2 separate regions of the Mus musculus genome follow, and region 2 is linked to region 1. The links are chromatin loops, found by intact Hi-C in ENCODE. Cell type or tissue: heart. All regions are shown on one strand. Links, peaks and the distances in the headings refer to the core of each region. The heading gives the core; the rest is flanking DNA.

Region 1 (9,765 bases), core at 3,050-5,549:
TCTTAGTAAGCTAGAGATACAAGAAGTCTGTGGGTCAATGAAGCAGCTTATTATGGATTATTTCATTTCTGTTTACTAAGGACCAGGTCCTGATAAAAGAGGGCACACTTGCAAACTTGACGTTTCAACTAAAACATATAAGATACCATATGCGTATGAGTAGATATGTATAATATCTGACTATGGCTAGGCTATGTGAATCTGGCTGAATGGTAATTAAAAACTGTAAATAATTTGATAAATACTAAATATAGAGCTAAGTGATTTATTTTTCTGGCTCATAGAGAGACTTTATTTCCTGTGGATTAAAAACAGATTCAGTTATGGATGGTTATCTAATGCTTAATTAAGATGGGTCTGTCAAGCTGAGCTTAGGGCCAGGACTGCAAAACTTTGTATCCCTAAACTTCAGAATGGCGACACAGAGCTCCTGCCATGTAGCATGAGAAATGTTCACCTCGAGATACACTAATTAGATCAAAGCTCTTTGTGAAATTAAAAAACATCAGTTCAGCATCTAATCATCTTTCTTGACTCTTCTAAAAACCTCGGAATAGAAATATACTTTCTCACTGTAGAAAAAAATCAAAATGACCATAACCCAAAATAAGAGAATTGGAAGACCTAAAGTTTAGAGTTCTAGACCCCTTTCACCCCACCAACCTGTTGGTGCCCTGTTATTCTCCTAGATAAGATGGTGTTGTAGAAGCCTCATGTTTACCAGACTAGTCCTGATGCAGGATGGATTCAGTTACAAATTCTACTAGCATCCAATAGGGATGCATTCAGTCTGGTACAGGAGGGAAGGGAGAATGTGCTTGGAAGCTTTAAGGATTATTACACACTACCAGTGATTAATTTATGCTATCCTTCATTGGAGGGTCAAATATTAAGTCCAAAGAGGTATTTTTTAATTGAATGCAAATTCTCTGTACTTTGAATTTAACTTCCTGGCATAAATAAATAAATAAATAAATAAGTTCAAGGGAATAATATAAAGACTATTGAATTGGCCTAAACTAAACTGTGGGAATGCCTGACTTGGCTTAGCAGATGGCACAAGAGAAAATGAACCGGCAGGGTTAAGTGAGCATGCTGATTCAATAGAGTATAGGAGGGTGCACACCCCTCCAGAGTATTTTACTCCACAGTGGGACTCATAAGGCACCCCATCCACCAAGGCCACAGCAATGCTCTGCTGAGAGCCTCATCAGGCACTCTGTGATGATTCTCCTCTGTAGGCTAGGACTGGCACAGGATGGGACACAGGGGAACTCTCAGAGCTCAGCTTGCTAGTGTCTTGGGAATGAAGAGGCCTTAAAATGAAAGGGAAATGAGAACAGGTGTGTTTGAATATGCTTGACCCAGGGAATGGCACTATTAGGAGGTATGGCCTTGTTGGAGGAAGTGTGTCACTGTGTGGGTGGGTTTTGAGACCCTCCTCCTAGCTGCCTGAGGACATTCTGCTCTTGCCTTCCTTTGGATGAAGATGTAGAACTCTCACTTTCTCCTGTACTATGCCTGCCTGTCTGGATGCTGCCATGATGATTATGGACTGAACTTATAAACCTGAAAGCCGGCCCCAGTTAAGTGTTGTCCTTTATAAGAGTTGCCTTGGCCATGGTGTCTCTTCACAGCAATGGAAGCTTTAACTAAGATAAGGTGCAAGCAGAAGTAGAGTGAGATGATCACTGAAATGATTGTTGAAGGGAATGTCAAAGGGGAAAACCAAGTAGATTTTTCTCTGCACCTATAGATGATCAGTAGAATAGGATATGTTACAGTGCTAAGTAGATAGTCAGAGTAGAATTCTGTCTACATATGGGTTCCATACTGTCTTCAATCTGAGCCCAACCACTGGTCAAGTGTGATTCAGATTCTGGTTCTGCTCTGTTCATTTATGCAGATCCTCTTACATAATGCGGGTAGGTCCAGTGTTCTTCCTCTCTTTGCCTGCTAGTGCTTGTAACATTATATGTTACAATAAAACCTTGATGCTTACACTTCTGCTTTGTCTAAATTCTTTCCTCAAACTTACGCTGTTATTCTTAGCGCTCAGATGAACAGATCTTGCAGTCAGTCACTGAGCTATCAATTCATTAACATATACTTAGTGATACCATTACGAGTCAAGTATGAAAGATATAGAGATTAATAAGTGGAGATTGCTGCATTTCAGAAAATATGTGTACATTCCCTGATGTATTTTGAATGACATGTGCACATTTGTACACAACGGGTGTGCTGAGATGAGGGAGCAAACATTAGAACTCCACATTTTCTCAAAAGTAGATTACCTACCATTATAGATGTGTATGTAGAATGTGATAGAATTAAGAATATTTGGGTTAGATAAATTGACTCCTATTTCCTTACAAATTTTCCAGATGATGAGCAAAAGACTCCAATTCTGGAAGATTCTGTGTACCGAACCTAATACAGGATCATATCATGCAAGTAAATAAACATAATTATGGCAGAATCAAGCCAAAATGTAGAGATAAGAGAGGTTTAAAGAGAATTTGCCAAAGAGGAAATTTCCAATAATTCTGCTTGTGCATCGAAACTCATGCTGGCAAAACCACTCTATAAACATGTTAAATTCCTTGTTAATACTATGGAAACAAATGCATTTCATGATAAGACCACGGCCTTATGTAGCACTAAAGATCACCAAGAACATCTGGCTGGAGTAGGGAGTGACAACATACAAGTCTGAAGTTGGGGAAAGCTTCCCTATTTCACTGATAGATGTTTTTTAAGCATCATGTTTAACTACTAGAGAATATCTCTCTGAGGTAACTGCAGTCAATAACACACCTGCAGGGTAAATATACTTTGTAGTATCTTATATACATCCCCATGCTAGGAATCATGTCTGTCTCATGAGAGAAAGATACCCCTACTTCACATGCAGAATAACACTAGAGTATAGAAAACCTAGGACTATTACATTGTTATGTCTTGTAACATGGTATAATGTGGTACAATTGAGACAGGAGAGGGAGTGTCTCAGAAGGACCATGCTGAGATGCCCCCTGAACAGTCATGCCACATAACAGGTCTAGTATAAAAAGGAAGGGAGGAGAATGAGGACCTAGAAAGAGGAAGAGACAGAGAAGAACAGTAGGAGAGAGACGAGAGAATAAAAGAGAGAGAAGCCAGCTAGGGATGAGTAGGAACAGAGAAAGAAAGAAGATGGAGACAGACAGCTGGGGTAGCTGACTAGTCCTTCTTATACATCTGCTCACACCTGACAGTACATGATATTGTGAGCTATTGCTAGGTCTCTGTTGCTAGGTTTCTGGGAAGACACTAGTTGAATTGTCTGTTAGCCAAATATACATTACTTTGGGAAGAATTGACTATGGGACCTGGGCACCCTAACCTGGACCTGTATTACCTCAATACCACATGTGTGCATTGCCTCTTAGAAATGGGTCTTGAACTTACATTTAATGGCCACTGCTACAATGAGTTTAGTCATAATTCTCTATGGATTAAAAAAAAAGGTATTTTATTTTTGACGTAGCTATATATGACCCTTTGTCATTCCATTCTTTTACTGAGTGAATTCCACTTAGAAATGGCCTCTGTGCAAACTAGCCCTCTGCTGAAGCAGTATTGCACTGGTTGCTTTTCTCATTTGCTGGGACCAAATACCTGACAAGAAGCAATTTAAGAAAGGAAAAGTTTATTCTAGCTCATGATTCAGGGGAAACCATAGTAACAGGACTTGCTCCTGGATATAGTAGGAGCCTGCACATCTGGGCAAATTACCGAGAAAGGAGAATGCTGGCTCTCAGCTGGCCTTTTCCTTTTGTACTTTATTATGGTTCAGAACACTAGTCCAGAGCCCATGGGATGCTACCACCCACATTCAGAGCAGCCCCTGCAGGAGCTAATGTTCTCTGGAAAGGCTGAACAGATAGGCATTCCTTAAACTAAGTGGATTTGACAAGCAAACTTGACCATCACAAGTACCCTCTACCTTAGAAATGAACATATAAAATTCTTGTTAAGTGTTGGCTATGTGACCTTCAGAAATCTGACATCTGTTGAAACTGTGGAATATGGCGCTGGTTCACACCCACCTCCTAAGAAGCAGCTCTGGATGGTTGTGTTCTTTCAGAGTCCAAGGCTGTGACAGCTACCAGCATCCACAGCAGGGGGTGATAATCAGCTGCTTCCTGAACTCCCAGCTGAGCCCAGCTGGGTGTTTTCTTCTCCCCAGAGGACTCTGCAGGGCTTCCATGCAGAATTCCTCTTGCAGTGCTATGGAGCTGAGATTTTTACATCAGAGGCTCTGCATGACTCTTTACACGTGATGCGCCAGCTTGGCTCTGAACCCATGGAAGCCATTTAAGAGGAAGGCAGTCACAACCTTAACAGTATGGAAGGAAACCTATTCTTCTCCCCAGGATAAGAGAGCACAGCTCCATTCTCTCCCATCCCTCAGCTCTCCCAGCTCCTTCCTGGTCAGATGAAGAACAGAAAACAGGACAGGGACAGGAGAGTATCATGGAAATGGGATCCTAGAGCATTTCTCAGTTTTCTTGAATCTTCCAGACCAATGAGGTCTGCGCTCTGGTTTTTAAAGGGTAACACTGTACATTGGGAAAACAAGAGACGGCAATTTGAAAGCTGAGCAAAAGCTGTGAACGCGTGTGAAATGACTTGAAAGAGCACAAGCAATTTGGAGTTGTTCAGCGTGTATGCCTCACTTCACACAGTGTGGGGAGTTCGAGCTGGAAGCCAAGACGGCGCCAGTTAGTAACAGTAACAGCCATAATCATAATGATAACAACAGATGCAAAGTCGTTGAACACTCCCCTAGGTGCTCTTCTGAGGACCCTCAGAGCTAACATTGTTGGATTGTGACAATAGCACTAGAGGTTAGGAATCAAGACTAACACCATGCTGCAGAGTACCTGGGTCATATGGAGATCAAACCATCTGACAAGAAAGTCACAGCCAGAACACAAAGGTAGGGAGTATGCAGGCCACTTCCCTGCATCTTCAGCACCACAATGCATCGCAAAAGGCATGGCACTGGAGAGAACCTTTAAAATTATTTTATATTATGCTCTTGGTTATGATGCTAGCTCTTTTAGGTAAAGATGCTTATTTGACTTATTGGTAACTAGAATGTAAAATGGCTTGGTCTGGTAAGTAGTTCTGAGTGTTTTCCAATGTGGCAGAGAAGAGAACCGAGTACTACAGAGGAAATGACAGGCTTTGTTGTGGGTAGAGAGGAGGGGACACATGTCCAGATATGCTTATCGTCTACCTCTGGACTTGAGGCTTTCTATAACAACAGGGTCCAGGAAGCACATCTGATAGAAAAATGTCAGTCCCTCTGAAAAGCTTAATCACCTCCCACTAAGCATCGGTTCCTAGAAGTCCCTCATATGCCCTCCAAGCAGCACAATGGTACCACACTTTTATCACATCCCACCAAACTATGATGCCCATTATCTGTGTGAATGCTCACACATGCACACGCATACACACACACACACACACACACACACACACACACACACACACACACACACTTCTCAGAAGTGAAAACACTGTCTTACTTCTTTTCCTGATGTGAATAAATAGAAGGTGGTCCTGAAGACCCAGAAGTGGAAGCCTGGTTGGAGCTATCTGTCTCAAGCCACACATCCTCAGGACATTCACCACTATGAAGCCTATCCATTTGCAATCTATATTAGATCCATGGTAGAAAGGAATTAGCTTTAAGGGATCTATAGAAACAGAACAATGAACAATCAGGTAAGGATGTAGCTGACATGATGTCAGCAGCCAAGAATTTTTGGACAGCTTTTGATTGTTACTCTTATCCTTCTGAGAAAATGAGTTACAAACTAGTTATCATATAGTGGAATGAAAATATCTGAAAACTCCCCTCTGAATGCCCACATTGGAGGTAAAAATGTAGCACATGACCTCAATATCTATTGAGAAACCATAATAAAGAACAGAACTACCAACAGATGTAGACACACACATTCCAAGTGGTACCCCATGGAAACCTTGGGGTACTAGCCTTCAGAAGTCTTGACCCTGCAGTTGCTCTGTTGGTGCAATAATTAAATCATGCAGTGTCTAAGATGAGTTTTATTTCTTCAGTTTCAATGTCCCAGCAAGGCTTGCATGCCACATCCACCTATCAGGCAGGACCTTAACATCTCAGAACATCAGTTTGATGTTTGTTCCCTCAACCATTTGAGATTCTTTTATTTGACACACTTAGAAGCATTTCTTCTAAGCTTAGTCTTAATGTTGCACCAATGTAAAGAGGAGAACCTGATCTTCCCTTCAATGGCCTAATTTTGAAATCAAAATCCTCAGGTCCCTGTTGAAGCATTTCGTGTCGACCTTTCTCTCCTATTGTTCCTCGCGAGCTATTACACTAATAAGCTTTATTACGTGCTCTATAACCACCAGCCATTACACAGCTCAGTGGCCATTGCCGAAAGAAAACATAATGATATGAGAACAAGGTAAACTCAATAAAGCATTCTTTGTTCTCTGGGTATACGCAGGATAATGGGCTATTTCTTCTTGTTTATGGACACATAAAGAGTTTGATGTGAGCCACGTCCTCTCCCGGAGGCTGACAGCTGCATGCTAGAGAGAGCTGACATTCACTCAGGGAGCAGGTTTGTAACTAGTGTCTGGGTGGCAGAGTTTTGCAGATCTCTTCTCTCCTGAAGAGCTTCTGCAAGTTTTTGCCCCCTGTCTGTGATGCACGAGTATTATGTCTTTTCTGGAGGTAAGGAGAGGCTCAGTGATATGGAAGAGACTGACCAAGGAGCATGGGAAAGGAAGTCTACATCATTCCTAGGTTCTTCCTTTTTAACATCCAGTGTCAAGATACTCCTTATCCCAAATATTGATATTTCTCCATCCTGAAGCTAGCCTGCCTCCTCCAGGAAGCCTTTCTGTGACTACCCCAGCAGCACTGACTGATTTCAGTCCTCACTAAAGAAATTGAGACAGAAAGTTCATCTCCCTTTCCCCCTTTTCTCTCTCCCAGGGTGGAGTCCTCCCATTCTTCTAGTTGTAAATGAATTCTTGCTTCACTGAACTCTTGAAGAAAGCTTCAGTAGTTCACATACAACTCTACTGAGTAATAAATATATAAGTTATAAACATTTGGTTTTTTTCTCTGCTAGAAAATCCGAGTGGAGTCTTGCCTACAGTGTGGATCATGCTAAGTCATACTAAAAGCCCCCACCCAGGACACTACCCAACCTCCTGCTCCGTCCAAGGAGAAGACTACACCTGTCAGTAGTGAATCATTCCACTGAAAGACAGTTTTGCCAGTGTCTCGCTTTGTCAGTGGGTTGGGATATGTGTTGCTAAGTCCCTCAGTGATTTATTTTAGCCAACACACATAAAGTCCCTATTCTGTGCCTGTATCTCTTAAGAATCCTGTAAGTTTGTTCTCTCCTCTTCCTTTTCTCGTCTTGCTACCCCCCTCCCCACCCCAGGGCAACTTCACTGGCCTCCTTCCTTGGGGCTCCTAAATCAGCCCCTTTAGAACATCTTCCCAATAAACCTGCTTTTAAATGTGTGTGTGTGTGTGTGTGTGTGTGTGTGTGTGTGTGTGTGTGTGTGCACGTGTGTGTGTGCACACGCGCGTGTGTGTGTGAAGGGATTCTGTAAGTTCTATGTCATTTAATTCTCCCCAGGATCCTATACATAAAATAAATACTCATTCCCATTTTAAAGATGAGAAAATGGAGAAACAAAAAAGAGTATCAATTTGCCCAAAGTAACCCATGTTCTCTTGTTTATGTTGGAACTGTGATTCAAACCCACATCATGTGGCCCTTAATGAATTATTGATGGAACTGTGGCTCATTGAGACTGTTTGGGGAAAAAAAAACTGATTGTTATACTATACAGTGTTAACCAAGTAGCCCTCAATAAGCTCAAATTGATCATTTGATACTAAAGTCACAGCATTTTATGAAAAAGAAAATGTGAATACATACTTATTGAAAATCAATTTTGTACCTAGAAATTAAATCATGACTGGCTTAATGCATTGACATTTAAGAGAAGCACATTAACTTCACCATCTCCTAGACAATATGACAAAGGCTAGAATGGCTCAGTGATGCACCAATGGTTTCCCATTCAGTGAGAGACAGACTGTGGCTTGAACCCCTGATGGTCTCATTTGAAGGTTTAATGTCTGGCATCTAGGTTTGAGGCATCCTCCATCTTACTCGGTGCTCAAGGATACTGGATCTCCCATGTTTCCTTCAGAAAAAGAGTTTGTGCTGTCATCAGTAGCTTGGTATTGGGTACTATACAAGTCACTACATAGTTCTCAGAGGATACTGGGGAGTTGTGTGATTTTTTTCCATGTATATACTACTTTGCCAGCTCACTAGGATTTCTGTTACTGTATGACACTTGGTGGTATGCTAAAGACATTTTAGACTCTGGTACAGTTCCCTGGTCTTCCTTCTTGCTTCTAATTTTGTTAAGAGGCAGTTTTGAGTGTGAAGTAAGGATGTTAATTTTCCCTATCCTTCCTAGCTGAGAAGCCCACACTCACTGTGTGTCCAGCCTGTGCTGTGATGAGGCCCTCTGCTCTGCTCTGTTAGTAACTGAAGAGATAGGGCCCCTCTCATTCTTTTGCTGAATAATCAGGGAATCACCCCTTCATCTTTCACCTCATTTTCCTTCTTTACCAGCTAAGCATTTTGAACTAATCAAAGTAGTTTATTCAAATGTCAAAAATGTTACAGGGGTGCTACACTTCAGGAAATTTACCACTGCACAGATATGATATATGTATAATTTATAGATAAACAGAAAGAAGGTGGCAGGCTCTTTACTTGAGCACTGTGGCTGTTATAAATGCTCCTGGTGCATTTTTTCCACATGATGAGCATGGCTTCTAGTGGCCAGGTGTCTATGCAAAGCATATCTGACTCTTCCTCTAATCCTACCATTAAATTGCAAGAGCCCAAAGCATCATTACACTAGTGACACCAACAGAAATCTGAAGTAGGACTTTTCCAGAGGAAAACAACTATACTGATTTCTGATAATTTTTTTACCACCCCCTACAAATTCTGTGTGCCTATCACCTTTTAGCTCTTGAAATAAATGCTCAGTGTGAGAAGATTCAGAAGGCAAGTCAATGGGTATGAAAGAGATACATTGAGCCCACTAGACCACATGGAACCATTTAAAGCTTTATGAAAATTACATTTCACATCAAACTCACAAGCCTAAACCACCTCTCACCCCCATAAACACATGGCTGCATCTGGTTATATTCGAATGCATTGCTGGAGTCTGAGTTATCTAGAAACAGATAATTCAGGAGCAACCTCCATGTCTGCACATCAAGTGATTTTTATTTAAAGATTTCTCTTCAAAAAATGTAGTTCCAGTGGGTATAAATTTTGTATTTAATGAAATAAAATGCAAGTCTTTTTAGAAATAAGGAATTTTTAACCATCAAAATCCAAATCCTCCAGCTTTACTGTGAAGTAGTCTTCAACTGAAATGTAATACAATCACCATTTGGTTCTTAGATTACCTCTGTAGTATTCCAAGGAGGTCATGCATGCCAAGTTCAGCATGAAGGTTATAGTCCTGGGCCCTTAGTCTTGTCTTCCTTTTATTACCCATACACTCATCCAATCATTCATGCACCCACCCACCCACTCACTCATCCTTCCATCCATCCACATATCTACCCATCTACTCATTCAAGGTTAT
Region 2 (9,765 bases), core at 4,240-6,739, 640 kb after region 1:
AGCACCTGCGTAGTAACACCTATGGCTTTCTGGAAGTCAAAAGGAAAAGTGGGGACTGGGCTGTTACCTATCTGTAGTCCCAGCACTTGGGGGGCTGAAACAGGAGATGGGGAGTTCAAAGCAAGGCCAACTGGACCATAGAGAGAACTTGTCTCAAAAAAAATCTATTAAATGATCAATCCATAAATCTAAACTTAAAAAAAATGCATTCGAGGGAAAAGAGAAATTGAGAAGATAAGTGTAAGTGTGCTAACCTGTGCTGAAAAGATTGCTCAGTGCCCAGGCAGACAGGCAGACAGGTAGACAGATGAGCAATGTTTTTTTGTCATCTTTTGTTCACTTGTGTACCAAAAGGCCTCATCCCAGAGTCCAGGGAGAGAAAGAACACTACCGTGGCTCAGGTCTCAACTCTCCTGCCTAGCATTCCATTCTAAGATCCTGGGGAGGCCAAAGGCAGAAGGCAGTGGGTGTTGAGAGTCCTCCCTGGTTCCTGCAGAAGACTTTGCCTTTGGCACAGAAGTTCTTACCTACATCTGGCCCACTTTAGAATCCCAGCCTGGAGTCAGTCCCTTGGATATTTGCTCCATTCCTAATGAACTCACTGGCCACGGTCGTAGAAACTCCTTCTATATTGCACATGTCATAAGTTACATATCTGGACGCCATGATCTCCGGTGGGGGTGCGGGGAGAGGTCATGTATCTAGGGTGGACAGGAGTGTGTTAGCAGGCTCCACATACAGAGTTTTCGTCCCACTAGGTAATTTACTGTTCGTTTCTGCTGAAGCTCAGCGTACTTGAAAGGGCACCAACTGCTAACCACAGGGCTCTGGGCTGCAGATGCATCGTGGCTCCCCCGTGAGACTCAGCACATCCCACAGGCTTGGGTAGGGAGACAGCCAGGCTGGAGTAGCAGCAGAGCTTAAAGCAATTTCCTTGCCTCTCGGCGACTGCCTGGATTGGGCTATTTGTGCATCCCTGTGCCCTGTTGCTTGTTTGGGAGGGCATCGGCTCCCCAAGGTCATTTGGAAGATGAAGTTAGGAAAGGGGCAGTATCCGAACAGGCAGCATCTGGACTCCTAAGCTCCCGTTTCCTGGTTACTAATGCTTCATTGCTTAACTATTGTGTGCCCAACATCCCAGCCACAGATAGGCCTCATAAATATTTACACGCAATGTGTGTTGCGATGCTCAATTAATTGCAGCTGTGACGCACTTAGAGCGCCTCGGAGGAAAGGTGTGCAGAGAGGGCCAGCGGTTATTAAAGGCGCAAACAAGTCAGCTCACGGAAGCAGCAGTCCTTGGAGCTTTCCATTGCCCTGGGGTTTTTCCCGGCCAGAAGCCAAATCTAGGGAAAAGTTACACCCAAGGGAACGCTGTCCAAGGGTGACGTTTGTGGCTACGCCAAGAACTTAGCATCAGAAAATGAACAAAGATGTGCCCAAGTGACTTACCAAAGAGGAGAGGCGTGTAATTATTCAAACGTGGTAGCCATCTCAGAAACAAAATTGGAGCAATGAGGATCAAGTGTCAAATAGGTAAAGTGGGGTTGGAACACGGATCGTGGTGGTGAGACACAGCGGGCAGCCACTTCATGTTCAATGGGTAAAAACATAAGTTAATATGAATCAATACAAAGCCATCCAGAAAGCATCTGAGGAATGTGCAACCAGGGACTGAGAATGCCCCACTCTGGTGTTTTCTTTGGACTGGATAACTGTCTGCCCGCCGAGATGTGCAGAGATGAGACTGCAATGCAAGAAAGGACGGGTTTTGCAATCTTGTTTACAATGCTCAATAATTAGCAAGAGCCTAAATCCTCTCCAAAAGGGCCACAGTGGCCAACAAATGTGTTTTTCAATAACACTGCGTAATGAATAGAGTGTCACACTCACATGAAGACATCTAAACACCTATGTGTCTTAATGTGTGCATAGAGCACTGATGCTATCCTGACCACCTGAGTTCCATGCCCGAAACCCACCCAAAAAGCCTAGTGCTGTGACTGGCATCTGTAATTGCAGCCCTACTAAGGGGAGATGAGAAGTGGAGGCAGGGGCATTGCCTGGCAGCTCTTAGGACAGGTCATCCTAGAGCAGGAAGCAGAGAAATGAGGTACCTTGTCATGGTAGAGTGGAAGTAGATAACCAAGTCCAGAGAGTTGTCCTCTGATCCCTACATATGTGCCGTGGCAACTACACACACACACACACACACACACACACACACACACATTATTCATGCATATACATTAATACATTGTTTTGATTATAAAAGTATGCTTGTATCCTCATTACAGACACATACACATAGGAACACGGTATTGATTTTTTTCTTCTTTTTTTTTTAATGATTTTTTTCTTACATATGTCTTCTATTTTCTATACCATCTCTAATAAAATGTTACCTCAAGCCTACAGTTATATAAACATGAAGAGCTTGCTTCATGCTTGTATTACACAGACCGGGGGCTGGGTGGGTGATTGCTCAGAGGATAAAGTGCTTACCTTGCAGAAACCTGAGTTCTAACCCACATACATACATACATACATACATACATACATACATACATACATAAATAGTTTTTAACAAGCAGGAAGCAGGAGTAGGTGACTAGGTGACTATACTCCAGCACTGGGGAAATAGGAATGAGATGGTCCCTGGGGCTCATTGGCCACAGCCCGGCCTACCTGGTGAGCTCCACCCCAACGACAGATCCTGTCTCCAAATGTCAAAGCCAACCGAGGGACAAGCTGAGGTGTCCTTTGGCCTCCACATACATGCTCACACAAGGGTACACATCCATACACAAGTACAACTGTTTACACATGGACACTCGTGCCTGTGCACCTGCACACATATGAACACACTTGCCCAGGCTGCACAGAATCAACCATGGCATGCATCTTTCGAGTGTTCATTCTTTTGGAGCCCATGATGGATTCGGTAGCCAATGCTCATGTTTGTTCTCTTTCCTACCCTAGGTCATGGCCAAGCCTCAGCAGTGCCAAAGGTGAGTTTTGCGTCCTGTGTTCTCTAAGTGATGCGATGACAGTCTAGCCCATTGGGCTTTCCTATCTATTCTTTTCTGACTTTCTTTCTTTGATGTACATGTGAAGGAGCGGTGGCTGTCTCTCTCTCTCTCTCTCTCTCTCTCTCTCTCTTTCTCTCTCTCTCTCTCTCTCTCTGCCCAGCTCTAATGTCTGGGCCTCTATGGAGAAGACTCAGACAGCTGGGGGATGTCCTTCACTAAGGTGACTGGTACTTGGACATTGACAACTGGAAGGCTAGAGCCCTTGAGCTGGGTTCAGCTTATAACACCAAGAGAGAAAGCCCAAAGAACAGCAACTCAATGGGCCAGGACAGAAGCTACAGACCCCCTGTGGTCTAGCCTCAGACATCTGGAGCATCACTCCAATGTAGTTCTGGACGACAGGCCAGGAAAACACATTAGCCTAGCTTTCAGAAAACTCACTCATCTCAGATGGCTGTGTTTCCACTGACAAGAATGGCACCCGGTAACATGCACCAACTTCTTGCAGCCTTTCCCTCCAGCTGCCCCAGAGCACAGCCGGTCTGTCAGGCCCACAAATCTGCAGATGTGTGGGGATCCCAGTGCTCACTCATTAGTTGTGCAGCCTTGAGCAGAGGGCTGCTTTCTGAGCCCAAGTTCCTTCCTCTGTGAAGTAGGTACAGATCTGAGCTACTCACTAGCACCCAGTCAACTAAACTCTCTTTGACGGGTTTCTCTCCCACCCCCAAAATGGGTGCAATAGAAAAATAGGAAATCCCATAGAACTCCACTAGAAAATTGGGACTTAGATGTGAGGCTTGAAACAAGAGAGAAATGGAACAGTGGGCTAGAAGAAATGTCAAGGAAATGGGCAAATCTTAGAGAACTCTGTACCTGGTGTGGAGAGGTGCCTTGCGGGTCAGCTTACGGCATGCACCCTGCACCCAACATGGGCTGCAACACAGTAGCACAAAAGCCAAGGTCCCAAAGTGAAGTGAGAGGCTAACCAGTGGATGATCCTCAGCATCCGCCTCCTTCCCTCCGTCTGCCCTGGTGTGTTCCCCTCCAGGTATGAGTCCTCTGAGGTGGATGCCTCCAAACTGTTCTAGAGTCTTTGGTCTCAAATATGCAATCTTTTCAACACCTTTCATCCTCTCCCATCATCCACGGGAATCCTGGAAGAGACTAGGACATTGGAAGGGGCTTTGTCCAGAGCAATAAAGCTGTTTGTTGGATACATGAGCTGGTAACCTGGAAGCCATGTCAGTGTAGCTAGCTATATAGAAACATAAAGGAAAGAAAGATTTTTAAGAAATCAACAGAGATTTAAAAAAAAAATGGCTTGCCCAGACATAGGTACTATCACAGGCCACTGGAATGTCTGAAACACTCTGACAGACTTGAAGTAACTAAGGACACACATGAAGGTGTACACAGGAGAATGGCCCTCTCAAGACAGCCACACACACCCTAGGTTTTTTATGGTGCTTGCATTTTCCCCTATGTTTGCCCTATGTTTTCTTTATGTTTTCGTTAAAAACATAGTAGGTCATCCATGAGAGCGGGTGCTTTGCAGCCTTAACTGGGGGAAGCCCATTTGTGCTCATGAAATTGTTGACAGCTTGTTCATAAAGGAGCAGGCAAGAAAAGAGTGTGCACAGTGTGAATAGGTATACTGATGCATATGGTGAAGAGTGGCTGTGTGTGTGTGTGTGTGTGTATGTGTATGTGTGTGTCTCACAGGATGTTCACAATATGAAAAGATACACACTGCTGTGTTGTGTCTCTATCTATATATCTGTGTGTATCTGTCAGTATGTCTATCTGTTTGTGTGTCTGTGTGTCTCTCTGTCTGCCTGTCTGTCTGTGGTTGTCAGTGTGGGTGTCTGTATATATCCTTCTATTTGTATCTGTGTGTGTCAGTGTGAAGATGTCTGCAGCCAATCGTTTGTATCAGTTGTGTCAGTGAAGCAACACTGCTTCTATTTTGAATGTCTGCATCTTATAACTCCTTCCACAGAAACATCCATTTTTATATAGTAGAAACAATGTCTCAATAGCTGAATGTTAACAAAGTCCTCCATGGACAGATACAGTGTGGCGTGTGAATGATGGGTCAATGTAGCTGCCCCTCAGTGGCATGCATGGTGCTACATTGCCCAACAAGATGAACTCATGAGTTATCTCCTTCCTGTGCCTAAGGAATGAAATTGTGGACAAGTGACTACCTTATTTGGAAAGTGTGTCCCTCCGTCCTAAGTCTCTATAGGCTTGGGGATGAGGAAATGTAAGATATTTGTTGATTCTATTAAAGATACAAGAAATTTCTTTTGGGGAAAACATTTGGGGTTTTTTATTCTAGTTTTCTAAGGTAACCAGTGTTAAAAGTTCATATCCCCCCTACTTTAAAAAGAAAAAGTAATAAAGATTTTTAAGACTGGGAGCCAAACCAGCAGGTACAAAATATGTGGGCCTCTAGTGCCCTCTGCTGGCAGATTCTATGCATTGCAGCAACTGCTAAATGAGCAGGCTAGCAACCCTAGTCTCCCAAGACTTCAGAACACTAACTGGATAGGAATAAATCAAGAAGACAGTTGAGCCGGAGTGAGGCTCTCGCCACATTCCTGGAAGCGCAAAACACAGTTTGTGGAGTTGCCTTCAAGATTCAAGCACAGCAGAAGAATCCACAGTCCACAGCCCGCCCTGGGGTTTATACTTTGGCTGGCCTTTGCTGCATCCAAGGAAGCAGGGCTTCTGCCAGGGTAACTCCAGTGCAGGAAGCTGTAGACTGTGCCTTAGAGAACCACTTGCTGAGACAGAGACAGGAAAGAAAGCTCCAGGTATCTAGAAGCTTCTGTCGGTGGTCTAGACAGCCACGCTGTTAGTCCAGGACTCCTGAAGAGCTCCTAGGAGTGTGGGTAGGCTGCCTCTCCTTCCCACCCATTCATTCGTCTGTCTAAGCAGTCAGCCAGTTTTACCCCTGGCCCATGGGACAGCCACAATAATAGAGAAAGAAACCATTAAAGTCTGACCGACCCAACGAGGAAATGTGCGTTATAAAAGAAGAGATGAAAACTTAGGGAAGGGGGCCCCTTTCCAGAGAACATTGGGTCTGTGCCCCAGATTCCAGCGAGAGCTTTCTCTCTCTGTTTGAGATTTCTGAATTGCCAGTTCTTGGTATCAAAGGGGCTGCAGATGAGCAAATAAAGCTGGAAGACCCAGTAAAGCGCTCTCTCTCTCTCTCTCTCTCTCTCTCCCTCTCTCTCTCTCTCTCTCTCTCTCTCTCTCTCTCTCTCTCTCTCTCTCTCTCTCTCGTGTGCCAGGCATCTTATAACCTTGCGTAGGATTGATTTCATTGTACTCACATATAAGTAAGATTAACTGGGCCCAAGAGAAATTAGATGGGCGGGCAAGAAGGCAGCAGAGAAGAACTCAGCCCCCACCCCCACCCCCCCACAATGCACTCTGGGTTGTACAGCAAACAACTTTAACCTCAGTCTTTCGGCCCTTACCAAAGGGATCACCAGAAGTTAGTGGCCACTAATCCCTGAGCTTCACTGCCGAGGAGGAGCCGGCTTGAGGAATCTCTGTGAAAGGTCAGCGGGACTATGGGCTTGGGCTGAGTGAGAAACTCCTGGCTGCAGGGCTGAACTTGAAAAGACAAACACAGAAGACAACACATGGTTCGTGGGCACTGAGCCAAGAAATCACACACTGTCTCGAAGCTGTGAGTTTCTACCGGGATAACATAGACTAAAACATCTCAGCAGCCATGTGGGATATATACTGTTGAGCCCTTCCACAGGGTAACATCAGTTAACCACGGTTGAAAGAGAGGGCATTTGCCTGAGCCCATATGGTTAGAAAGTGACAGGTGAGGATTTGAACCTAAAACATCTCATTAGCCCCCATTGAAACATTTTTGCCTTTCTCCCTTCTTTGGTTAGGGGCTCTACTATGTTACTGGCAAACTCCAAAGCTCACATCTCTAAGGAGCTAAAACATTGAAGGCTGCAAGCCATGTAAAAACTTCAGCAGAGACTCAGCCATGAGAAATAGTTATTATATATTTCTCTTTACTTACGTAAGGCAAATCCAGAAATAACCTGCCTAAGGCCTGTGGGTATCTCTGCTTCTGAGAGCCCTGGTGATTCCAAACATTCCCCCAATCTTATTGCTCCTTCAGTTGTGTTGGCCTGAACCCTATGAGCCCACAATAATGACGCCTGTGCACTCCAGAGCTAGAGGAAGATAAGAAAGTGAGTCACAACTTAAGAAAGGCTCCTGGAAGCTGTGAGTTGATTCGCTGCCTAAATTACATTGACCAGAACTTGGATTTGTGGCCACAGATAGCACCATGTAGCCAGCAACCTAGCAGACCTCAAGTGGCAAGTACATTCAGGGAGGTCCCAGATGCCTTTGCTCTGGCACACTGAGAGATTTGCAGAGGCCATCTCTGAGCCTTTGGTTTTCAGTACATATCTGGGTAAGTCTAACCAGTAGCCTGCAGCTCTGGGGTCGGGGTCAACCCAAAACATTGTGCCCTGCTCTGCTCTCCAATCACCTGACTCTCCCATAACAGAAATAAAAAACTTTTTTTTTTTTTTTTGGATAAGGCACCTGTCTGAGACCTGTTAACAGCCCTGCTTCCTGAGGGAAGAGACAGCTTTAAAGCCCTGTAGGCCTCCCATTTTATTTATTACATAGCATATCCTGTCCAGGGACCTGCTTTTAACAGCCTCACCAGTAGCTATCTCCATGGCAACCAACCAGAATAACTTAGAAGATGGACCAGGCTTGCAGCTCCAGATAACTGTGCTTCCAGGATGGTCTACACGTGAACAGCATCTAAGTCTCTATGTCCAACTTGACGACTGTCTGGCATTATGCAAAGGCAGCAACTTCCCCATCATTAGTTCTTGAAGTTGAAAGAATGGCACCTTGGAAAGTTGTACAAAAAGTAGACCCCATTCCTCAGGTTTACAGAGGGCCCTGCCTTTGATCAATTCCCGCCCCCTTTTTTTCTTTCATTTCTCATTGCTTAAACACCTGATATACACCACGTGCCATGGACAATGGAGCTAACCTTGAAAGGTGTTGGCCGTGTGCTTTCATCATCATTGTCTCTGCTTCTGGTAGCAAGAGGTCAATTGTGGAAGTTGATGGCTGTGGGGCTGAGGTCGTTGTCCCCTGCAGACCCCTGGCCCCTACATCACACAAATTCATCTTCACGTCCCTCTTAAAAAACAACTGACAAAGGAATTTTCTCTGTTAAAGGGTGTTTTCTTTGAGGGACACACAGAAGTGGTGTTTCCTGGAGCTGATCAGAGCCTGTGGGTGATGAGTAACTCCCCTCATGGCACCCCTCACATCTGTGAGCCAATGTGGAAGATGACTAAACAGCTTTCTCCCTCTGTTATTTTCTTCTATGAGCCAGCCATGTTAGCTGTTGGCCACTGTGACAAAGTAGCTGAGACAATTAGCGTAAGATGAGATAGGTTTGTCTGGGCTCTTAGTTTCAGAGAGTTCAGTACTTGGTCAGGTGTCTCTATTGCTCTAGATCTGTGGCGAGAAGGACCTTCATGACGGGAACAATTGTGAATCAAAGCTACCTGCCTCGTGTCAGCATGGAAGCAAAGAGAGAAAGGATAGGGGCTGGGTCCCAAAATCCCTTCCAAGGGCATATGTCCAATGACTAGGCTGAACCTCAGAAAGACTTCGTTAACACATACACACAAGTATGCAGGCACACATCACACACACACACACACACACACACACACACACACATGAACCATAGGCACTCATAGTCTAAACTACAGGATCAGTCAATGCTTGAGTTCCAAAGAAAATGAACCACTGTAGTGGAGATCTGGGGCTTGGCTAGAGGAAGGGTGAAATCCAAGCTTATCTGTCAATGAAGGAGGCCAGTCTGTGTACTTGAGATCCTGGGAGTCTGTCAGTCTGTCACTGGCCCCCATTCTAGGGTATTTCCACTGGGCCACATGCCAAATACAACATGACTCTTCTTGTGGTGTGCCATTTGCCATAAACCACCAGTCTCTGTGACATGCTGGGCTATAGGTGTTATCAAGGGGCAGGCGCCATGATCTGTAACTATAAAATGTATCTCCTGGCTTCATTCCTGGGTGTTATGGGCTAATGAAAAAAGGGTGTATTAATTAGTCAGGACTCACTTCTATAATGAATGGACTACAAATGTCAGAGTGAGATAAAAACAAGGCAGCTTTGTTGTTCACATCCCAACTTGATGTGAATGCACCTTTACCCAATGCCTTCCTAGGTACCTCAGGACCTTGGGACCTGCTATCCCCTTCTCTGCCACTAGCTGAAGCAAAACTGACCTGTGCAGGACCCAGCAAGCCAAGGACATTTATCTCACTCACGGCATCCCCAAAGATACAACACATACTGTGCCCTGCCAGTGCCTAAACTGCTAGGAAGTGTGCCCAGTGGGAGCTCCACTGAGAGGGAAAATGAGGCATGGAGAGTCTGCAGGGTCATCCAAAGAGCAGGGGTGAAGAAGCAAAGTGGACCTCTGCTCTTTGACTTAGCGACTGAGGTTGGTGGCCAGAGGTGTCACCAGGGAAGATGATGTTCTAAAGGGGATCTGAAGATCAGAAAGGATATAGGCATGGGCAAAGCTGGGGGATGGGGATATTCTAGACAGAGACAAGATGCAAGATGTTATTGATGCAGATGCATGGGGTGCTGTAGCGATGTGAAAACAGTC

The links. A loop is a pair of places that touch in the nucleus more often than their neighbours do. Peaks named below come from ENCODE experiments on the same cell type or tissue, not always from the same donor. Only the 100,000 strongest peaks of a DNase experiment are listed, where the experiment ranks them.
Region 2: a loop joins it to region 1, with 2.2 times the contacts of the local background. A loop is called at or near these places in 1 of 42 quality-filtered maps.

Annotation. Positions count from the first base shown.
Region 1 is chr5:39,420,667-39,430,431 of GRCm38, reverse strand. No RefSeq gene overlaps it. Among named protein-coding and RNA genes, the nearest start is that of Gm25377, 96 kb to the left of the region's middle. In heart, for the core only: no CTCF peak of the experiment used is centred there; a DNase peak (open chromatin) is centred at 4,221; H3K27me3 peaks cover 872 bases.
Region 2 is chr5:38,777,766-38,787,530 of GRCm38, reverse strand. Clnk (cytokine-dependent hematopoietic cell linker) reads left to right here. Exons shown (of 19, transcript NM_013748.3): 4 at 2,983-3,011. Among named protein-coding and RNA genes, the nearest start is that of Gm22779, 83 kb to the right of the region's middle. In heart, for the core only: a CTCF peak has its summit at 5,505 (motif pointing left); no DNase peak of the experiment used is centred there.